Linked DNA regions of Homo sapiens: region 2 is linked to region 1. A link is a contact called in ENCODE Hi-C data. All regions are on one chromosome and are shown on one strand. The core of a region is the stretch at or near the end of the contact, and the rest is flanking DNA. Distances in the headings are between cores, read along the strand shown. Region 1 has its middle 220 kb from the start of CRLF2. Region 2 has its middle 190 kb from the start of CRLF2.

What was found. Hi-C counts contacts between places; a loop is a spot of excess contacts on that map. Pooled maps may share reads with other maps.
Region 2: a loop to region 1 is called in a map of GM12878, with 7 times the contacts of the local background. The contact joins two enhancer-like sites. A Hi-C loop is called at or near these places in 2 of 168 maps with a recorded cell type or tissue (both GM12878), 21 of 37 single-sample maps with no recorded cell type and 8 of 50 pooled maps.

What each region holds. Positions count from the first base shown.
Region 1 is chrX:988,592-991,660 of GRCh38, forward strand. No RefSeq gene overlaps it. Among named protein-coding and RNA genes, the nearest start is that of CRLF2, 220 kb to the right of the region's middle. Within about 2 kb of position 1,605, at least 11 of the 41 ENCODE cell types and tissues checked have a DNase peak (open chromatin) inside an H3K27ac peak, as active enhancers do.
Region 2 is chrX:1,025,024-1,028,092 of GRCh38, forward strand. No RefSeq gene overlaps it. Among named protein-coding and RNA genes, the nearest start is that of CRLF2, 190 kb to the right of the region's middle. Within about 2 kb of position 1,433, at least 4 of the 41 ENCODE cell types and tissues checked have a DNase peak (open chromatin) inside an H3K27ac peak, as active enhancers do.

The sequences.
Region 1 (3,069 bases), core at 355-2,854:
GCTCACTGCAACCTCCAACTCCCAGGTTTAACTGATCCTCCCACCTCAGCCTCCTGAGTAGCTGGGATTACAGGCACACACCACCACACCCGGTTAATTTTTGTATTTTTAGTACAGACAGGGTTTCACCATGTTGGCCAGGCCTGTCTTGAACTCCTGACCACCGATATCTGCCCACCTTGGCCTCCCAGAGTGCTGGGATTACCAGCATGAGCCACCGCGCCCAGCCCTGCACCTCCCTTTTAATTCATATAAGGGTGGGCTTGCAATATACTTCCAGGCCAAAGTTTGAGCTCAAAACTTGCATTTTCAGACATTACTTTGAAGCGTTTGAATAACAACAAATGCTTGGCAGCTGCAATACCATTATTTACTCTACCTTTATTTCATTATTAATGTGCTGTTCTCAGTATATTAACATGAAGCGTTGGCTGCGGTCAGAGATGGAGATTTTATTATTTATATGTAACAAATGTATTCATTAATAATTGAATTACACAGACAGCACACAAATAAATATAGCAAATTATTAATTTATAACACACTGGGGGGGATTTATAAAATTCCAGTAAATACAGTCTTTAATCAACTATAGACTTTTTTAAAAAAACACTTTATATTAGGATTCACATCTTGTTTATCTTCCTTTGTTGTATATTTCTGTATTTGCGTATTAGCAGATATAAGCTACATTTAAAGATAGTATACATATATCTCTTTTTCTTTTGTAGAGATAAAGTCTCACTATGTTGCCCAGGCTGGTCTCAAATTCCTGGTCTCAAGTGATCCTCCTGCCTTGGCCTCTCAAAGTGCTGGGATTATAGGCATGAGCCACCATACCAGGCTAGTATACATATTTTGTTAAAATAATACAGATAATATAATATAGTATAATACAATATGTAGGAGATATAGCTCAGAAAACAGGTTTACTGAAATGGTAGACAAAGATAGTGAGTAAATTAATGAATTCACTGTGGCTAAATCCACTAAGTAGGACTCAGCTTGTATATCTAGGTATCATCAACCATTTGATTGATTTGAAATGCCCAGTTTCCAAGTCTAACCATTGTTGAGGATGTATAAATTATACTGAACTTGAAGTTGACAGAGTGCAAATTATTTTGCATGCATTTTACAGCAAGGACCGAGCCTCAATTTTTTTTTTTTTTTTTTTGGCATCGTGAGAATTGAAATAAAGACATTTATATAGGAGTTAAGAAGAAATCACTTAGGCAGATGGTAAGGCTATGGAAGTCCTTAGTAAGGCTTTTCTCTTTAATGAAAACCAGCCCCAAATCATTTTCTAACAAAGAGCAGTCTGTAAAATTGAGCTGCATCGAGCTGCAGACATAGACAAGCCAGCTGGGAGCTTGCACGGGTGAATGCCGGCAAAACGTAGGGACTAGACACGTTCAAGATGGCGGCTCCATCTTCCCGGCAGGAACTACGGACTAGACACCTTCAAGATGGCGTCTTCATCTTCCCGGCAGGAACTAGGGACTAGACACGTTCAAGATGGCGGCTCCATCTTCCCGGCAGGAACTACGGACTAGACACCTTCAAGATGGCGGCTCCATCTTCCCGGCAGGAACTAGAGACTAGACACGTTCAAGATGGCGGCTCCATCTTCCCTCCTCTTTGTCAACCGCATGTACAGTAAGAAAAGCAGACAAGATGGCGCCGATCAACTGGAAATCCCATTTGCTTAAGATTAGGGTGGGGCGACCAGCCTTCCCCACGCACTCTATGGATGTCATGCCGGATGGAACCAATCTTTGAGCCCTACGTAAATGAAACACCGCCTTCACCAGCCTGCCTATAAAGTCTGCAGAGGTCAGGTGCCTCCCACCTTTTTGGCTCTCTTTCTCTCTCTCTCTCTCTCCTTCCCTCCCTCCCCTTCCCTCCCCTTCCCTCCCTCTCCCTCACTCTCCCCCACTCCCTCTCCCCCTCCCCCTTTCTCTCTCTCTCTCTCTCTCTCTCTCTCTCTCTCACAAGGAGCTGCTCTCCTCCTTTCTTCTGTTGAGACGTGTGTGTGTCTGTCTTTCTGTCTCTTTCTCTCTCTCTCTCTCGCAAGGAGCTGCTCTCCTCCTTTCTTCTGTTGAGACGTGTGTGTGTCTGTCTTTCTGTCTCTGTCCCTCTGTCTCTTTCTCTCTCTCTCTCTCTCTCTCTCTCTCTCTCTCGCAAGGAGCTGCTCTCCTCCTTTCTTCTGTTGAGACGTGTGTGTGTCTGTCTTTCTGTCTCTGTCCCTCTGTCTCTTTCTCTCTCTCTCTCTCTCTCTCTCTCGCAAGGAGCTGCTCTCCTCCTTTCTTCTGTTAGGACCTGCGTGTGTGTCTGTGTTTCTGTCTGTCTCTGTCCCTCTGTCTCTCTCTCTCTCTGTCTCTGTGTCTCTCAGTCTGTCTCTCTCTCCCTCTCTCTCTGTCCATCTCTCTCTCTCTGTCTCTCTCTCTGTCCCTCTGTCTCTGTCTCTCTGTCTCTCACAACGAGCTGCTCTCCTCTCTCCTTTCTTCTGTTTGGACGAGTGTGTGTGCCTGTGTCTGTCTGTCTGTCTGTCTCACTGTCTCTCTCTGTCCCTCTGTCTCTCTCTATATCTGTCTGTCTGTCTCTTCCTCTCTGTCTGTCTCTCTCTCTGTCTCTGTCTCTGTCTCTCTCTCAAGGAGCTGCTCTCCTCTCTTTTTTTCTCTTCAGACTTGTCTGTGTGTGTGTGTCTGTCTGTCTGTCTCTCTGTCTCTCTCTGTCCCTCTGTCTCTCTCTGTCCCTCTGTCTCTGTCTCTTTCTCTATCGCAAGGAGCTGCTCTCCTCTCTTCTGTTTGGACCTCTCTGCTTGTGTGTGTCTGTGTGTGTGTGTGTGTCTGCCTCTCTCTCTCTCTCTCTCTCGCAAGGAGCTGCTGTCCTCTCTCCTTTCTTCTGTTCAGACCTCTGTGTGTGTGTGTCTCTCTCTCTCTCTGTCTCTGTGTGTGTCTGTTTCTCTCTGTGTGTGTCTCTTTGTATCTGTGTGTTTGTGTGTGTCTGTCTCTCTGTCTCTGTCTGTCTGTCTGTCTTTCTCTCTCTCTCTCTCTCTCTCTCGCA
Region 2 (3,069 bases), core at 183-2,682, 36 kb after region 1:
GAATACTATGCAGCCATAAAAAATGATGAGTTCATGTCCTTTGTAGGGACATGGATGAAACTGGAAACCATCATTCTCAGCAAACTATTACAAGGAGAAAAAAACAAATAATGCATGTTCTCACTCACAGGTGGGAGTTGAACAATGAGAACACATGGACACAGGAAGGGGAACATCACACACCGGGGACTGTTGTGGGGTGGGGGGAGGGGGGAGGGAGAGCATTAGGAGATATACCTAATGTTAAATGACGAGTTCATGGGTGCAGCAAACCAGCATGGCACATGTATACATATGTAACAAGCCTGCATGTTGTGCACATGTACCCTGAAACTTAAAGTATAATAATAATAAAATTTAAAAAAAAGAGTTTGCAAGGGTGAAAGTTGAAGGGTGTAGAGAAAAACAAAGATTGGGAAGCTGTGTGTCCTGGAGACGTGCTGTGTGTCCTGGAGACGTGCTGTGTGTGCCAGGCTTGGCTGATTTCTTTGAATTAGGTGGAATTCCTCTCTTTTCTTGCCAAACATCTGCTAAAGGATCTTCTCTCTGTATCATGTTTGCTGTCATGCAGCTGTATAGAAAATGCATTTCGCAAGGCTGGGCACGGTGGCTCACACGTGTAATCCCAGCTACTCAGCAGGCTGACTGCAGGAGAATCTGTTGACCCCGGGAGACACATTGCAGTGAGCCGAGATCGTGCCATTGCCTTCCAGCCTGGGCGACAGAGTGATACTCTGTCTCCAAAAATAATAAAAATTGGCTCACGCGTGTAATCCCAGCACTTTGGGAGGCTGAGGGAGGGGGATCACGAGGTCAGGAGATGAAGACCGTCCTGGCTAACATGGTGAAAACCCGTCACTATTAAAAAAATCCAAAAAATTAGCCGGGCGTGGTGGCGGGCGCCTGTAGTCCCAGCTACTCGGGAGGCTGAGGCAGGAGAATGACGTGAACCAGGGAGGCTGAGCTTGCAGTGAGCCGAGATCGCGCCACTGCACTCCGGCCTGGGCGAAACAGCGAGACTCCATCTCAAAAAATAATAATACTAAAATTAAATTAAAATTACATTTTTAAAAAAATTTAAAAAATGCATCCCCTGGCTGGGTGCGGTGGCTCACACCTGTAATACCAGGACTTTGGGAGGCCGAGGCGGGTGGATCACCTGAGATCAGGAGTTTGAGACCAGCCTGGACAACATGGCGAAACCCCGTCTCTACTAAAAATACAAAAATTACCTGGGCACAGTGGTGCACGCCTGTCATCCCAGCTACTCAGGAGGCTGAGACAGGAGAATCACTTGAACCCAGGAGGCGGCGGTTGCAGTGAGCCAAGATCGCACCACTGCCCTCCAGCCCGGGCAACAAGAGTGGGACTCCATCTCAAACACACACACAAAAAATCCCCCTTTTCAACTTTTTTCCTTTGTACTTCACTACTGAATTCTAAAATGGGAACTGGTTTCGTGGTTTCCTTCCTGTGGTGAAAGGCATACAGAAAAAGAAGTCACCGTTTCAGACAACTCCGGCTCAGGAACAAAGATGTTTTATGTGTGTTTTAAAAAACTTTTTACTTTACATAAAATTGGCAAACAATACTTGCATATTTTTAAGGCGCACAACATGACGTTTTGATAGATGTATCATTGTGGAATAATTACATCAGGTTAATTCACGTATCTGTCACTTCAAGTGCTTAATCTTTTTTTAGTGAAAACATGTAAAATCTGTTCTTTTATCAGTTTTGAATTATACATTATCTATTAACTGTTGCCACCATGCTGGGCTACAATGTTTTCTTCTGTCACTAGAATGCATCCTTTCTGTCAAACTGAAACTTTGTATCATTTTACCAACGGTTTCCCCCTTTTTTTTCTTCTTCTTCTTCGTCCTCCTCCACCTCCCCCTCCTCCTCCTCCTCCCTCTCCTCTCCCCTCCCCTCTCCTCCCCTCTCCTCCCCTGTCCTCTCCTCTCTTTTCTTTTCTTTTCTTTTTTTCCTTTCTTTTTAGACAGAGTCTTACTCCGTCACCAGGCTGGGGAGCAGTGGCACAATCTCAGCTCACTGCAACCTCCGCCTCCCGGGTTCAAGCGATTCTCCTGCCTCAGCCTCCCGAGTAGCTGGGATGACAGGCACCTGCCACCACATCCGGCTAATTTTTCTATTTTTAGTAGAGACAGGGTTTCGCCATGTTGGCCAGGCTGGTCTCGAACGCCTGACCTCATGATCCACCTGCCTCGGGTTAGACTTTTTTACATTCCACGTAGAGGTGAGATCACGCGGTATTTGTCCGTCTGAGCCTGGCTTATTTCCCTCAACATCACGTCCCCCGGGTTCATCTTGCTTTTCCAGGCTGAAGACTATTCTGTTGTGTGTGTCGCACATCTTGTGGCTTGTGTCATAGAAAACGTTTTCCCCACAAACCCATACCCTGTCCGGGACGCCCCACGCCCTCTCACTGTGCCTAAGTCCCACGGGAAGGCTGTTATGGCCTACTGTTGTTTTGCGGAATTTGCCTTTTCTTTCTTTCTTTCTTTCTTTCTCTCCTGTCTTTTTCTTGCTTCCTTTTCTTTCTCTTTCTTTCTCCCTCTCTTCTTTCTTCTTTTTTCTTTCTCCCTCTCTTATTTCTTCTTTCTCTTTTCTTTCTCTTTCTTTCTCTTTTCTTTTTCTTTCTTCTTTCTCTTTCTTTTCTATTTCTCTCTGTCTCCTTTCTTTGTCTCATTTCTTTTTCTTCTTTCTCTTTCTCTTACTTTCTCTGTTTTCTTTCTTTCTTTGTCTCTTCTTTCTTTTTTCTTTCTTGCTCTTTCTTTTTTTTCTCTCTCCTTTCTTTGTCTTTCCTTCTCCTTTCTTTCTCTTTCTCTTACTTTCTTTGTCTCTCTCCTTTCTCTCTGTTTTCTTTCTTTCTTCCTCTTTCTCTTTCTTTCTCTCTTTCTTTTTTCTTTCTCTTTCTTCTTCCTTTCTTTCTCTGTCTTTTCTTTCTTTCTCCCTTCCTTCCTTTCTTTCTCTTTGTTTCTTCTTTCTTTCTTCCTCTCTCCTTCCTTCCTTCTTTCCTTCCTTTCAAGACAGAGTCTGACTCTG